Linked DNA regions of Homo sapiens: region 1 is linked to region 2. Evidence: read pairs that join two places in POLR2A ChIA-PET (ENCODE). Cell type or tissue: Caco-2. All regions are shown on one strand. Links, peaks and the distances in the headings refer to the core of each region. The heading gives the core; the rest is flanking DNA. Region 1 overlaps ENTPD5 (ectonucleoside triphosphate diphosphohydrolase 5 (inactive)). Region 2 holds the start of LOC124903424 (small nucleolar RNA U13).

Region 1 (8,337 bases), core at 289-8,288, 190 kb after region 2:
AGCTATAACAAGTGGTCAGAGTCATCACAATGCTTTGGCAGTGGTGGAATACTGAAGGTAGTGGTCACATTCCAAAAGGCTAAAAACTCATAAAGTATTCATATAGGGAAAAGGGCAGAATGATCCAAGATGCAGTTTTAAAACTTACCTCAAAGAGCAGAGCCTTGGCTTTGTGTTCTGGCAGTAAGCGTAGTCCTGCTGTTGCCTTTAGGACCACTGGGGTCTTTTTCCAGTGACTTCGGGGGATTGAGTCTTTGGCCACCTCTAAGAGCCCTTGAACGGTCTCAGCACCCTTCAAAAGAGATAACCCGTTCATCTGATGAACGATCCATTTAGTGGCTGGCACTGGTCTATTCTGTCAACATACTTTGTGGGAGCAAGAAGAGGGAGGTGGCATAGGGCTCCAACCTCTCTCTGCTCTGTAGCAGGAGAAACCTAGAGAAGTGGGCCGCTTTGAAGGAGAATCCAGGCCAGGCGCAGTGGTGTCTCACACCTGTAATCCCAGAACTTTGGGAGGCCAAGGTGGGTGGATCATTTGAGGTCAGGAGTTTGAGATCAGCCTGACCAACATGGTGAAACCCCATCTCCACTAAAAAATACAAAAATAAGCCAGGCATGGTGGCACACACCTGTAGTCTCAGCTACTCGGGAGGCTGAGGCAAGAGCATTGCTTGAACCTGGGAGGCAGAGGTTGCAGTGAGTCAAGCCTATGCCACTGCACTACAGCCTGCGCAACAGAGTGACACTCCATCTCAAAAAAAAAAAAAAAAGGAGAATCCATTTCATTTTGACAGTCCTAATAAAAAATTATTATTATTATTATTATTTTTTTTGGGACATTCTTGCTCTGTCACCCAGGCTGGAGTGCAGTGGCATGATCTTGTGATCTTGGCTCACTGCAACCTCCACCTCCCAGGTTCAAGCGATGCTTGTGCCTCAGTCACCCAAGTAGCTGGGATTACAGGCATATGCCACCACACCCAGATAATTTTTGTATTTTTAGTAGAGACAGGGTGTCACCATCTTGGCCAGGCTGGTCTCGAATACCTGACCTCAAGTGATCCACCCACCTCACCCTCCCAAAGTGCTGGGATTACAAGCATGAGCCACCGTGCCTGGCCAAATTATTCTTTTATATTGTGATCATTTTAGTTGATTATCTTTTTCTTTTTTTTAAGACGGAATTTTGCTCTTGTTACCCAGGCTGGAGTGCAACGGCACAATCTCGGCTCACTGCAACCTCTGCCTCCCGGGTTCAAGCGATTCTCCTGCCTCAGCCTCCTGAGTAGCTGGGATTACAGGCATGCGCCACAGCACCTGGCTGATTATTTCATGTTTCTTATATATAAATCAGCTTTAGGATGGTAGAGTGAAGAAAACAGGAGTTAGAGTCAGAAGACTTGCTTGCTAGCCCTGTGGCCTAACTTAGGTCACTTGGCCTTGTTGGGACTTGGTTTCCTCAAGTGTGGGATGGTAGATACGCTGCCTACCACCACTAAACTGTTGTGTGCATGAGGCATAGTGCATGTGGTTACCACACAAGCTGTGGCAGTAATGATGCCATACTTTTGATGATCTCCTAAAGAACATGTCAGGCTTATTCCTGTATCATCATATGGCACACAGTAGATGCTCAATTTGTAATAAATGAAAACCATTATTTTAAATCCACTATTTCCCTGAATGAACTTCTATTCTGATATCTGACTGCCCTTTGATCATTATTGTTAGCAACTACAACACGATCACCTTTTCTAAATGCCAAGTCAGTTTCTAATAATATAGTTGCTTTCAACAGCTCCTAATTTTTCTTTTTTAATTATTTATTTTTAATTAATTAATTTATTTATTTACTATTCAAATATACCCCTGACCCTGGTATTTTTTTTTAATACTTTAAGTTCTAGGGTACATGTGCACAATGTGCAGGTTTGTTTGTTACATATGCATACATGTGCCACGTTGGTGGGCTGCACCCATTAACTCATCATTTACATTAGGTATATCTCCTAATGCTTTCCCTCCCTGCTCCCGCCACCCCACGACAGGCCCCGGTGTGTGATGTTCCCCACCCTGTGTCCTCATTGTTCAATTCCCACCTATGAGTGAGAACATGCGGTGTTTGGTTTTCTGTTCTTGCGACAGTTTGCTCAGAATGATGGTTTCCAGCTTCATACATGTCCTTACAAAGGACATGAACTCATCCTTTTTTTATGGCTACATAGTATTCCATGGTGTATATGTGCCACATTTTCTTAATCTAGTCTATCATTGATGGACATTTGGGTTCGTTCCAAGTCTTTGATATTGTGAATGATGCCTCAATAAACATATGTGTGCATGTGTCTTTATAGCAGCATGATTTATAATCCTTTGGGTATATACCGAGTAATGGGATGGCTGGGTCAAATGGTATTTCTATTCCTAGATCCTTGAGGAATCACCACGCTGTCTTCCACAATGGTTGAACTAGTTTACAGTCCCACCAACAGTGTAAGAGTGTTCCTATTTCTCCACATCCTCTCCAGCACTTGTTGTTTCCTGACTTTTTAATGACCGCCATTCTAACTGGTGTGAGATGGTGTCTCATTGTGGTTTTGATTTGCATTTCTCTGATGGCCAGTGATGATGAGCATTTTTTCATGTGTCCGTTGGCTGCATAAATGTCTTCTTTTGAGAAGTGTCTGTTCATATCCTTTGCCCACTTTTTGATGGGGTTGTTTGATTTTTTCTTGTAAATTTGTTAAGTTCTTTGCAGATTCTGGATATTAGCCCTTTGTCAGGTGGGTAGATTGTAAAAATTTTCTCCCGTTCTGTAGGTTGCCTGTTTACTCTGATGGTAGTTTCTTTTGAACAGCTCCAAATTTTTCTAGTAGATTTGCTATCCATGTGCTACTGAACTAAGAAAATATATCCTCTCGGGGCCAGGTGCAGTGGCTCACACCTGTAATCCCAGCACTTTGAGAGGCTGACATGGGCGGATCACAAGGTCAGGAGTTCAAGACCAGCCTGGCCATCATAGTGAAACCCCGTCTCTACTAAAAATACAAAAATTAGCCGGGCATGGTGGCACATGCCTGTAGTCCCAGCTACTCGGGAGGCTGAGGCAGAAGAATTGCTTGAACCCGCGAGGCAGAGGTTGTAGTAAGCCGAGATCAGGCCACTGCACTCCAGCCTGGGTAACAGAGTGATACTCCGTCAAAAAAAAAAAAAAAAAAGAAAAAGAAGAAAATGTATATATATCCATATATCCTCTCAGTTCTCCAAACTCAAATCATTTTTAACATCAAGCATTTGGGTAATGATTATTCTTGTGACAATGAACAATAAATACCTTTACATTTGCTCCCCAAGTTTAACATTCTGCATTATTCTATTTTATTTCAACATGGCCTCAGACACATAGGATGTAGTATGTTGTAGATGCTCAAATGTGAAATATAGTCGCCACAAACTCTCTATTCATCTTCTACCACCAAAGATTTTTGTCATCATGGGTTGTTGCCTAATTTCTCAAGTATAGATATGGTTCCATCCTGCATCAAGGCACTCTGAAATGGAATTCACTGCTCACCATGCCTTCAACTGCCATGTTTATACATCATACCCTACAGAACTTCATGTTTATCTTCTGCGCTTACATGAACAAATACAACTGATGGCTTCAACTCAAAATTTTAAACAGTAAGTACATAGGGAGTAATCTCTTAAAAGCTAGTGTCATCCTTGCATTACCACAACCAATTTTCTAGCCTTCTTCCACCCAGCCCTCATGAGCGTGGGAAATGTAATTAATTTTATCCAGGAGATTAGCTGAGGAGAGAAAGCTGATCTCACACATGATCTCAATCTCATTAGTGAATAGCATGAAATATTTAACAGCAGTGGTGTGGTCAAGTTATCAAGGCATTGAGAATCTAAACATCAAATCATAAGAAACTCACCTGCTTAGGTTGATCTACAAAAGCAGAAAGTCCTGGCTTCACAGAATCAAAAACTTCCCCTTCTAGAATTGGAAGCTGTCCTATTTTGTCCATGGAACAAAACAGAAGAGAGAGCTGGTTACCAAAAGTTAGGCTGCTTCAGATGCTGGGCTCTGTCTCTGTAAGTTTTCCTATGACTTCCCTGAAGTTATCCCAAATGATCCTAGTTGTGAGGAATGTCTTGCAGGAGTACTGGAAAGAAGGACTAGAGCAACCTCTGAGGGTCCATTTCTGCTACCATTTCTCTGGTGGACACCTAACTCCTCCACCTTTCCCCAGGCTCCATAAGTGACCTGAGGAAAAAACACTGACAATTCAGAAAAAGTTAATCTTCAGGGATTCCTAGCCTCATGTCCAAGGATGGCAGTGAAATTCTCATGTGATCCTTCTCCCAAAACCACTCCCCATATTCTGAATATTATGGATCCCTGGAGTATCCCATGTTTAAAGAGGAAGAACAAATTATAACTATTCTTTTTGAACACATGGGTTTCAGACTACAGACAGCCCAGCTCTCTTCTAATTTCACATTGAATTAAACCATGTGTTCTGGCCAAGCATGGTGACTTACACCTATAATCCCAGTACTTTGGGAGGCTGAGGTGGGAGGATCAATTGAGCCTAGGAGTTTGAGGCCAGCCTGAGCAGGTCTCTATAAAAAAATTTAAAAATGAGCTGGGCATGGTGGCACAAGCCTGTAGTCTCAACAACTCAGGGGGCTGAGGTGGAAGGACTGCTTGAGCCCAGGAGGTCAAGGTTGCAGTGATGTGTCATCATGCCACTGCACTACAGACCGGGCAACAAAGCAAGACCTTGTCTCAAAAAAAAAGTTAAAAAATAAAAACAAAACAAATAAATAAAAATAAATAAATAAACCACATGTTCAATTGTAGTCCAAAGTTCTCTGAAGAAAGACATCCACTAGGTGTGAGATTCTGTAATTCACATAATAAACTCTCAGCATATTTGTTTCTGGGAGGAGATGCTAAAGTGTGGATTTACAGACTCTACTAAGGGTCCCAGTTGCACTTACCTGGCATTTTCTGCACAAAGGTGTAAACATGAATTCGAGTTCCAGTGCTCCCTGCATCAAACATAATTCCATACAAGGTGCTGGCGCTGACATTGATGGGGCACATGGAAGACAGGAAGATACCCTCAAACCAAGTCTGCTGGTTCCTGTGGGAGACAGCGCTGCAAACACAGGATACCACCAGCATGAAAAAGACTGTGCCCCAAGAAGTGGCCATTCTTTTCCCAAGATGTGGCTGGGTGGAGGCTTTTGTTGCAGAAGCAATCCTGCTCGCACACCTGCAGAGGCTTATAGGACAAAGACACACAAGTTAGACCAACTAGCTTTTTTAGTTACACCTGTAAAAGAAGAAACACTCACTCCTGGGCCCAAGGTGTTCCTTCCCTATTCTAATAACCTGTACAACAAGCTAAACCAGGGTGATGTGGGCTCTTAGCACCTTTTCCGAAGGGTATCTAGTTCCAAAAGGAAATTGGAATTGAAGATATATTTTCCCATGCTTTGGTTTTTAAAAATACAGAGTAATTGTACATATTTATGGAATACATGTGATATTTTGATATATGCAGACGATGTGTAAAGATCAAATCAGAGAATCTAGGATATCTATTACAACATTTATCATTGTTTGTGTTGGAAACATTTCAAATCTTCTAGCTACTTTGAAATACACAATAAAATATTGTTAACTATAGTCACCCTACTGAACTATCAAACACTATAACTTATTCCTTCTATTTAATTGTAAGTTTGTACCCATTAACCAAGTTCTCCTAATCTCTCCACACCCCACTAGCCTTCCCAGCCCCTCTGGTAACTGTCATTCTATTCTACTTCCATGAAATCAACTTTTTTAGCTCCCATATATGAGTGAGAACATGCAGTATATATCTTTCTGAGCCTGGCGTGTTTCACTTAACATAATGACCTTTGCTTTTTTTTATTTTATTTTTTTTGAGACGGACTCTCACTCTGTCGCCCAGGCTGGAATGCAGTGGCGCAATCTCAGCTCACTGAAACCTCTGCCTCCCGGGTTCATGTGATTCTCCTGCCTCAGCCTCCTGAGTAGCTGGGATTACAGGGACCCACCACCATGCCCAGCTAATTTTTGTATTTTTAGTACAGACGGGGTTTCACCATGTTGGTCAGGCTGGTCTCGAACTCCTGACCTCGTGATCCACCCGCCTCGGCCTCCCAAAGTGCTGGGATTACAGGCATAAGCCACCACGCCCAGCCACTTTGCTTTTAATTATAGGGTGGGGGCCAGGAACAGTGGCTCCAGCCTATAATTCCAGCACTTTGGGAGGCTCAGGTGGGAGGATTGCTTGAGCCTAGGAGTTCACGACCAGCTTTGGCAACATAGCGAGAGCCCTGTCTCTACAAAAAAATACACAGGCCAGGCGCAGTGGCTCATGCCTCTAATCCCAGCACTTTGGGAGGCCAAGGCAGGTGGATCACGTGAGGTCAGGAGTTCGAGACCAGCCTGGCCAACATGGTGAAACCCTGTATCTACTAAAAATACAAAAATTAGGCCGGGCGCGGTGGCTCATGCCTGTAATCCCAGTACTTTGGGAGGCCGAGGCGGGCGGATCACCTGAGGTCAGGAGTTTGAGACCAGCCTGGCCAACATGGTGAAACCCTGTATCTACTAAAAATACAAAAATTAGGCCAGGCGCGGTGGCTCATGCCTGTAATCCCAGCACTTTGGGAGGCCGAGGCAGGCGGATCACCTGAGGTCAGGAGTTCAAGACCAGCCTGGCCAACATGGTGAAACCCCGCCTCTACAAAAATACAAAAATTAGCTGGGCATGATGGCGGGTGCCTATAATCCCAGCTACTGGGGAGGCTAAGGCAGGAGAATCTCTTGAACCCGGGAGGCAGAGGTTGTAGCGAGCCGAGATCGTGCCACTGCACTCCAGCCTGGGCGACACAGCAAGACTCAGTCTCAAAAAAAAAAAAAAAAAAAAAAAAATTAGCCGGGCTTGGTGGCAGGTGCCTGTAATCCCAGCTACTCAGGAGGCTGAGGCAGGAGAACCACTTGAACCTGGGAAGCTAAGGTTCCAGTGAGCAGACATCGCCCCACTACATTCCAGCTTGGGCAACAGAGCAAGACTTCGTCTCAAAAAAAATAAATAAATATAATAAATAAATTAGCCAGGTATGGTGGCACATGCCTATAGTCCCAGGTACTTGGGAGGCTGAGGTAGGAAGACCACTTGAGTCCAGGAGCTCAAGGTTACAGTGAGCTATGATCATGCCATTGCACTCCAGCCTGGGTGACAAAGCAAGACCCTGTCTCTAAAAATAAAAAATAATAATTGTAGGGTGGCTCTCACATACTCAAAGGCTCTCTGCCACTCTGCTCCTATTGTTGAGTCTAATTTCTTCTTTCCATTTTGATGATTTTCCCTTTAGAACATAAATATCCGTTTCTCCCTCCCTCTTTTCTGACTCCCCATCTTTTTTTGAGACAGGGTCTCACTCTGTCACCCCGGCTGGAGTGCAGTGGCACAATCACGGTTCACTGCAATCATCACCTCCCGGGCTCAAGTGATCCTTCCTCCTTAGCCTCCCGAGTAGTTGGGATTACACGTGTGTGCCTCCATACCTGGCTATTTTTTTTATTTTGGTAGAGATGGGGTTCTGCCATATTGCCCTGGCTGGTCTTGAACTCAGCCTGAGATCCACCTGCCTCAGCCTCCCAAAGTGCTGGGATTCCAGGCATGAGCCACTTCACCCAGCCGGATTTGTTTTACTGGAAAATAATTTTTTAAATGTATAGGGTTTTTTTCCATCATTCTGCAACAAAGCCATTATCATGAGTTTGAATATTATTGAAACCTGTGATAAAAAACATTTGTGGCTGGGTGCAGTGGCTCATGCCTGTAATCTCAGCACTTTGGGAGGCCGAGGCAGGTGGATCATGTAAGGTCAGGAGTTCGAGACCAGCATGACCAATATGGTAAAACCCCATCTCTACTAAAAATACAAAAATGAGCCAGGCATGGTGGCATGCGCCAGTAGTCCCAGCTACTCAGGAGGTTGAGACAGGAGAATTGCTTGAAACCGGGAAGCAGAGGTTGCAGTGAGCCGAAACCATGCCACTGCACTCCAGCCTGGGCGACAGAGTGAGACTGTGTCTCAAAACAAAAACAAAAACAAAAAATCACTTGGTAGTGTTGAATGGAATAATGGCATCCATACTTCACAGTTGCTTTACTAGCAACTTTTTTCCCCCTCTTTTTTTCTGGATGGACATTAAATGAGAAACCAACAAAAACAATTAAGTGCTTTTTGTTTTGGTGATTTGTATCTGGCCTC
Region 2 (8,337 bases), core at 221-8,220:
CTCCCCACTAGAGACTCTGGGAGGAACTTGTATCCAAGGCTGTTTTATGCTCAACCAGGGCAGCCATGCCAAAGTGAACCTGGCAGTGAGAAAACCTGAGCAGGCAGAGAGAAGCTGTGAGGCTGAGCTCTCCTGAGTCCCCCTGATTCTTGCATGGCATGGATATCATGTTGGGAGCCAGCAGCCTGCTGTGTGTGGGACGGCCCTGATTGGGCAAGGTGACCTTACAGCAAGCTCAGAGGAGGTCAGGGGTCTGTACCACTGAGAACAGAGGGAGAAATGAGCATGAGCATCAGGTTGCAAGGGGGAGGAACCAGTGTTGGAGGGAGAGGTTCGGCTTTGTGAAAGAATGGACCGCAAGTTTGCCTACCAGAGCAGCGAGGCCTGAAGAGTAAGCAGAAACCAAGAGGACAAGGCAGCTTGGTATGGGGGCATAGGAACAAGGATTCAGGATGATCCACAGGCTGCCTGGCTGCAAGACCCATCTCTGCCACATACTATCTATGTGACCTTGGACAGGTTACTAATCTTTTTATGCCTCAGTTTCCTTATCTGTAAAACGAGGATGATAATAACAGTTGTACATATATGATAAGGTTGTTATGATAATTAAATTAGTTTGTAAAGTTCTTACATATAAGCATTCTATAAGCATCAGTTAAACAAGTAAATCATTCACCAGACAATAGGATTCTACATGGATAGCAACATCACATGTCTCCCACACCCTCAAATCGGACTGTCAGTTAAAAATTCCCACAACCAGCCAGGCACGGTGGCTCATGCCAGCACTTTGGGAGGCCGAGGCAGGCGAATCACAAGGTCAGGAGTTTGAGACCAGCCTGGCCAACACGGTGAAACCCTGTCTCTACTAAAAATACAAAAAATTAGCTGGGCGTAGTGGTGGGCGCCTGTAATCCCAGCTACTCGGGAGACTGAGGCAGTAGAATCGCTTGAACCTGAGAGGCGGAGGTTGCAGTGTGCCAAAATTGCTCCACTGCACTCCAGCCTGGGTGACAGAGCAAGACTCCATTTCAAAAAAAAAAAAAAGAAAAAAATTCTCCCAACCATCATCAGCTCAGCTCATGGGGAGGACTGGATCAGTTATAGACTGCACATTTAAGATGTGATCTACATTACGGCCAGGCGCAGTGGCTCATGCCTGTAATCTCAGCACTTTGGGAGGCTGAGGCGGGTGGATCACCTGAGGTGAGGAGTTGGAGACCAGCCTGACCAACACGGAGAAACCCCATCTCTATTAAAAATACAAAAAATTAGCCGAGTGTGGTGGTGCATGCCTGTAATCCCAGCTACTGGGGAGGCTGAGGCAGGAGAAATCACTTGAACCTGGGAGGCAGAGGTTGCAGTGAGCCGAGATCATGCCATTGCACCCCAGCCTGGGCAATAAGAGTGAAACTCCATCTCAAAAAAATATATATAATCTAAATTAAAAGGCTTGACCCTCCCCAAACACAGTCTGGCTGGGAAGACAGACACAGCAAGTCTTTACATTTATTTACCTCTGATTGTCCAAAAGTAATTCAGAAGGGAACTGCAGTAGGCAGAATAAAGATCTTCCCACAAATGTTCATATCCTAATGAATATATTAGGTTTCATGACAAAAGGGAAATTAAGGTTGCAGATGCAATTAAGATTTGCTAATTAGCTGACCTTAAAATAAGGCAGTTATTCAACCAGACTTCCCTTCCCCAAAAAATAAATGCATAAAAAATAAAGCGATTATCTTGGATTATTGAAGTAGGTTCATTGTAATCACAAGTGTCCTTAAAAGTGGAACCAAGAGGCAGAAGAGGAATCAGAGTCAGAGGGAGATGTAATTATGGAAGAATGAATAGTTGAAGACATACAGCATTGCTGGCTTTGAAGATGGAGAAAAGGGGTCATGACCCAAGAAATGCAGGTAGTTTCTGGAAGCCAGAAAAGGCAAGGAAACAAATTCCCTGGAGCCCCAGAAAGGAACACAATCTAGCCAGCACCTTGATGTTAGCCTGGTAAACCTGCATTGGATTTTTGACCTACAGAACTGTAAAGTAAAAAGTCTGTGTTGTTTTAAGCTGCCAAGTTGGTGGTAATTTGTTACAGTAGCCATATAAAACTGGTAATTTGTTACAGTAGCCATAGAAAACTAATGCAGGGATGTCTTCTAAATGTGGTGTTCTCTGTGAAGTGTTTTTGCCAGGTATTAGAAGCCCTGGTTTTCATATAAGAGCCTGAGCAGAAAGTCAAATTAGGTGGGCCAAGAAATGTCCCAGGATGCTGGGTCACCAGAAGGTTTCCAAAGTAACAAGCAACTAGAAAGTCAATGGCTTGAGTCCCAAACTCTGAGACAGTATCCTTTTTTTTTTTTTTTTTTTTGAGACAGAGTCTCACTCTGTCACCCAGGCTGGAGTGCAGTGATGCAATCTTGGCTTACTGCAATCTCTGCCTCCTGCGTTCAAATGCTTCTCCTGCCTCAGCTAATTTTTTTAGTTTTGTTTTTTTTTTTAGTAGAGATGGGGTTTCATAATGTTGGCCAGGCTGCTCTCGAACTGACCTTGAGTGATCTGCCTGCCTTGGCCTCCCAACACACTGGGATTACAGGCATGAGCCACCGTGCCTGGCCCTGAGACAGTATCTTGAAAGTACAGTCTGATTGCGGGCCCCTGGCTTATGGATGAACTCTAATTCACATATTCTTTCTTGAAGCTTCTTCTCAGACTTGTTAGCCTCGCAGGCCACAGCGTGGAGGCCAAGTCTAGAAACAGTTAACAAAAGTAAAGCGGAGTCAGCTGTCCAAAGCTGCTGTGGAAATTCTGTGCATTCAACGACCGCAGGAGCCCAGCAAGCCTGTACAACCACCCAGAGTTTGTAAATCAGTCTTTCACAATGGATAGAAAAACACAAACCCAAGCATCAAGGCAAACTGCATGGCATTTCTGGGACCCAGGTTGGCCACGGATCCCAGTTCTTTCACCCCACACAGGGTGCTTTTTCCTGTCTGAGATAGGTGAATATTTATTGGCAGGCACAGCTCAAAGGTTAGAGCCCACCGCACAGTGGGGAGGAAGTATTTTCACAGTTCTCTGCCAGTAATAAATGGTGGTCCTTGGACATCAGTCTTAGCATAATGTGGGAGGTGTCTTTTGGGTTCATAGGCCAAGAGGTTGCTGGGCATTCCTGAGATTACTTTAGGGCCCACAGCTTCTTTTAGGAAGAAGGAAGTCTTCCTCTTCTGGGTGTGGTAATATCTGGGGATTACAGCAACCAGGTGTGTGACAGTATAGAGTCCATAAGGGGCTGCAGATCTTCAGGGATCTTCATGAACTGAAATTCTTCACGATAGCACCAAGGAACGGTGCATAAAAGCAATAGTTTATGGATTGCTTGGACAGGGCAAAAGACTCCATGATCCCTCTAATTTATCCCCTTTTACTTCCCAATTCCAAGTAGAGTTCTCCAGGAGGCAATGAGCTAGAAGGACCTCTTTGGATAGCCAGTTCTATATTTATATTTATATTTATATTTATATTTATATTTATCTAGAGAAGCCTACCACATCTGCGGGAACATCTGTGGTTCCCATATCACTCTTTTAGAATCACCAGCTAAAGATATCCCACTCAAATGGCCTTTGCCCTGCACCATTGTGCTTGGCCTTGTTTTACTGACATAATTTTTGCCCTTTGCCCCCAGTTGGAGGGTGTGGCCACTGACTCACCTGCCAGGAACTCATTGCCTGAGTCCAGTCAACAGGTTAACTCCCATCTGAGTTGGTTGCAAAGAGCCTGAGGACCTATGGAATGCCACAGAATTCCTCTGTGGACCACATCCCAGGTCCTGGTATGGTTCCAGCAGTATCTATGAGCTCCTGTCCTCAGTTGCTTTGGCCTTTCTTTAGCCTAGGAATTTATTCTTCTCCAGGCAGAGGAATAAAACGAACAGCCATTATTCCTGACAGCCAGAGGCCTGGATTCAAGGTCTTGGTTATAGACGCAAAATATCTGCCTCAGATGTGGACCCCACATAACAAATAACACCTTACTTCATGGCCCATGTAGTCCTCATTTCAGATGAGAAACTAGACCAAGTCAGGAATCTTGGTGACTGCATCATGGTGACTGTTAGATCTTAGCACATTTATTTTAGGTATTGATAAATATGATGCAAGAGATGAATGAACATTCCAAAACCAACTGCAGTGGGGCCACCCTGGGTTCTCCCAGCGTGCATTATTTTCAGGAAGCAGATAACATTTGGGAGGTTATATTCTTTCTCCCAATTGTGAATTTTTGGAGCTTCTAGGGTTTTCTAATAGCTATGCAAAGGAATGATTTGAATTGTCTAAACCCAGTCAAGGCTGTGAATTGAGGGCTGTATACATCAAAAAATAAGACGTGTCAAAATCCACAAGCAAGCCTCCAAATGCTCTTTCCATTACTGAAACCAATAAGAATCAATATAGAACAGAAAGCACTAGTGGACTTGGGCTTCTGGTTCTCCATCTTCCTCACCCTGTGCTTTCCAGTATGGCAGAGAACCATGAGCTCACTTTCCACAGACTGCACGTACATAACACTTGTTGGAAGACAATTCTCCGTGGGTCTCTCCCATGTCTGCATGCCTTGTGAGCGGAGTCACTGCCCTTTGTTTCAAACCAACTTTTTAACAGAGCTGCTTTCCCAGAACAAAGTAAAGCATGCTTACTGTCCATTAGCTAAGATTCTGAGCAGGATGCTTCAGCTCACACCTAGGCAGAGGCAGGAGGACTGCTTGAGCCCAGGAGTTTGAGGTTGCAGTGAGCTATGATTGCCTGGGCAATAGAGCAATATGCTGACTCAAAAAAAAAAAAAAAAAAAAAAGATTCTGGTTCCCCAAGCTTAAAGCTGTGCTCTCTTGTGATATGCTTTGCTGTGTGTACAGATGTCACCTGGCCCCCTTTGCATTGTCTTTGGGAACTGGGACTCAGGAAATGAGCACAAGAAAATGTCAGTATTTTTGCTATTGCTATTGCTATTGCTATGAGCAAATAAGACCTTTTGTTTCAGACACACCTAGAAGTCTTGTGTTTTCTGCCAGCATCCATGAAACTGCGGCAGGCTCACTTGTTAGCCTGCAAGTAGGATAAAATCTTAAACCCTCCACAGTTCTTGACAAGCTCTCATTTCTTTCTCATATAACACACTCCTTCAATCCACCAACGAATTCCCCTCACCCCTGTGATCCTTAAAGCCACCTAGGCAGTTTAGGTCAAGGGGAAACTACTCATGTAGAAGTGAGAACAGACCAAATTAAAGAGCAAGACTGAGGCTAAACCAGGACCTGGTGACAGGGCTGAGATATCCGGAAGTTTGGTTTAAGGCTGAGACCAGAGAAAGATCATTGTAATTCTGGGCTGTTTATAGCTATATTGTTGGTTGTATGTTCCAGCCAATTGACTGACAGGCAATTCTAAACATGCTTAAGAGAACAAACTTATTGGTTTTCTCATCTGTAAAATGAAATGAGTTAGATTAGATTGTTTCTGATGTGCCTTCTAGCTGTAAAATTTATGCTTTATAAATCTGTAACAGGGCTGCCTAGCATACACATTAGGCACTTGACCTAATTTAAAATAATGATTGCAAAGAGGACTATGACGTAGTGGAAAGGACATAGCATTAGCAGTTAAGAAGCCTGAATTCTAGGCTTAGTCTGCCACTACCTAGCTGTGTGACACTGGGCAAGCCACTTAAATTACCTGGAGGAGGCAGGTGGGGACGTAGACTTAAGATGATTTTGGATGGCTCAGAGATGTGGCATTAAATTATATATTGAAAAAGTAATTTTTCTTTTCAGTTCTCTTTTTGTTTTTCTGATTATGTCAAAGAGAGAGTCTCAGGTTAGTGCTGGTGTGTCTTCAACAACTCTTCAATACCTCCCATCCTCCCTTTTTGGCAAAGAGAGAAGTCTCAAGTTCAGATACTTCACAGGCAGTGCTAGCTAGATAGCATTTAATAACATTGCCCAGCTCTCTTTGCTTTATTTTTGTTTTGCCTTCCATTTGTGGCAAATAATTCAAGTTTTCCACTTATAAGAATGATGCAAAGTTTCCTTTAAAAGTAAATTAATTATGAAAATGTTCTAAAATTGATTGTGGTAATGTTGCACAATTTTGTGAATATACCTAAAAAAAAAAAAAAAAAGCCCACTGAATTGTAAGCTTTATATGGGTGAGTTGGATGGTATGTGAATTACATCCCAGAAAGCCGTTTTAAAAAGTAAATTGAGGCCAGGCATGGTGGCTCATGCCTATAATCCCAGCACTTTGGGAGGCCGAGGTGGGAAGATCATTTTAGCCCAGGAGTTTGAGACCAGCCTGGGCAACATAGTGAGATCCTGGCTCTACAAAAAGTCAAAAAAATTAGCCAGGCATGGTGGCATACTCTTCTAGTCCCAGCTACTCAGGAAACTGAGGCAGGAGGCTTACTTTGAGCCTGGGAGGTCTAGGCTGCTGTGAGCTATGATTGCACCACAGCACTCCAGCCTGGGTAACAGAGTGAGACTCTGTCTTAAAAAAAAAAAAAAATTTAAATTGGTATCCTTTTGTAGTTCATAAGCATGACGATTGGCTTTTCACTTTCATGTGTGAGATGTGCCTCACTCAAACCTTGTTATATTGTCAGCACATTACCCATCTGATGTGGAAAAAAAAAGAAAAAGAAAAACATACGTTGGAACCAGGTATGTGCCGGTAGTCCTAGCTACTCGGGAGCCTGAGGCAGGTGGGTCTCTTGAAAAGGCTGTAGTGTGCTATGATCATATCTGTGAATACTAGCCATTGCACTCCAGCCTGAGCAACATAGTGAGACCCCATCTTTTTTTTTTTTTTTTTTTTTTGAGGCACAGTTTTGCTCTGTCACCCAGGCAGGAGTGCAGTGGCACAATCTTGGCTCATTGCAACCTCTGCCTCCTGGGTTCAAGCGATTCTTGTGTCTCAGCCTCCCGAGTAGCTGGGATTACAAGCATGCACCACCACACCCAGCTAATTTTTGTATTTTTGGTAGAGACAGGGTTTCACCATGTTGACCAGGCTGGTCTCAAACTCCTGACCTCAAGTGATCCGCCCACCTCAGCCTCCCAAAGTGCTGGGATGACAGGCGTGAGCCACCGTGTCTAGCCCCATCTCTTAAATAAAAGAGTACATTGATTAATGTAAAAAAGGGACTAATTTAAATAAAATATTAAGTAAAAAATAGTATAGATGGTCAGTTGATATCGAAAAAGTTGTGCGGAAGATGCAAGACTAAAGTTTGGAGAACCAATGCTATGTGATATTGGACATGTTTCTTAAGTCTCTGACCCTGATTCCTGGCCTACCAAATGAAATGGTGATATCTCCCTGGATTTGTTAAAAGGGAGATAACATAGCACAGGAAACCCTCAGCCCAAGGTCCTGCACAGGGATGGCTTCTGATGAAGGGGAATGGTTGATGAATTGACTGAGCTCCCACCCTGGTGCCAGGCCCTGGGCTTTCAAATGTCAACTGCATCCTCACAATAACTCCACTGCAGGAGCTGGTGGTGCTGTTCCCATTCAGCAAGCCCTGGGGAGTAGTTGTTGTTTATTCTCCTTTTACAGATGAATGAGCTGTGGCTCAAGAGAGGTTAAGTAACTTGCCTGAAGTCACAGAGCTAGTGAGTGGCTCAAGGATGAGGTTCAACTCAGACTCTGACTTCAAAGCTCCTGCTCTTTCCCTTTTACCACATTGCCCCCTCTTACCCGACCTGATTAAACAATCTACCTGTCTAGCCTGGGCAACATGGCAAAACCCCGTCTCTACCAAAAATACAAAAAGTAGCCAGGCGTGGTGGTGCATGCCTGTGGTCCTAGCTTCTCAGGAGGCTGAGGAGGGAGGATCACTTGAGTCTGGGAGGTGGAGGTTGCAGTGAGCTGAGATCGCGCCACTGCACTCCAGCCTGGTTGACAGAGTGAGACCCCATCTCAAAAAAAAAAAAAAGAAAAAAAAAAAAACAGAATCCACCTGCCATGGAAGGGGGTGTTTAGGACCAGGGAGGAGGAGGGACACAAAAGGAACTCCATCCGTTTCTCGAAGCTGAGCATCCTCAGTGTGGCTGCCAGCCTGAGGGACCCACCTTCCTGGTTCTGGTTTTCCATTGTCTCCCCTGTCCCCAGCTGTCTGGTGGAAAATTCTCTTTCTTCATCAGTCCCCCAGGGGCTGGAGTCCTTTCCTGCTGCAGGGTCCCTGCCAACTCCTGCTGGGTTTTTCTCCTTCCATCTACTCACTTGTTCAGACTTTGGCCAACTGCCTGGCATTGGGCCATTGCTGACCCTTGAC

Evidence for each region. ChIA-PET counts read pairs that join two places held together with the same protein. Peaks named below come from ENCODE experiments on the same cell type or tissue, not always from the same donor. Only the 100,000 strongest peaks of a DNase experiment are listed, where the experiment ranks them.
Region 1: POLR2A ChIA-PET joins it to region 2 with 5 read pairs; 2 of 35 experiments call an interaction of 5 or more read pairs at or near these places.

What each region holds. Positions count from the first base shown.
Region 1 is chr14:73,982,870-73,991,206 of GRCh38, forward strand. It overlaps ENTPD5 (ectonucleoside triphosphate diphosphohydrolase 5 (inactive)), which reads right to left. Exons shown (of 16, transcript NM_001249.5): 4 at 5,017-5,303; 5 at 3,945-4,024; 6 at 149-292. The coding sequence starts at 5,233. Among named protein-coding and RNA genes, the nearest start is that of ENTPD5, 32 kb to the right of the region's middle. In Caco-2, for the core only: no CTCF peak of the experiment used is centred there; no DNase peak of the experiment used is centred there.
Region 2 is chr14:73,792,438-73,800,774 of GRCh38, forward strand. All of the region lies in intron 2 of MIDEAS-AS1 (MIDEAS antisense RNA 1), which reads left to right. LOC124903424 (small nucleolar RNA U13) reads left to right here and starts at 6,578; the gene lies at 6,578-6,681. RefSeq lists enhancers at 3,215-4,414, 5,763-5,882. In Caco-2, for the core only: no CTCF peak of the experiment used is centred there; a DNase peak (open chromatin) is centred at 3,704.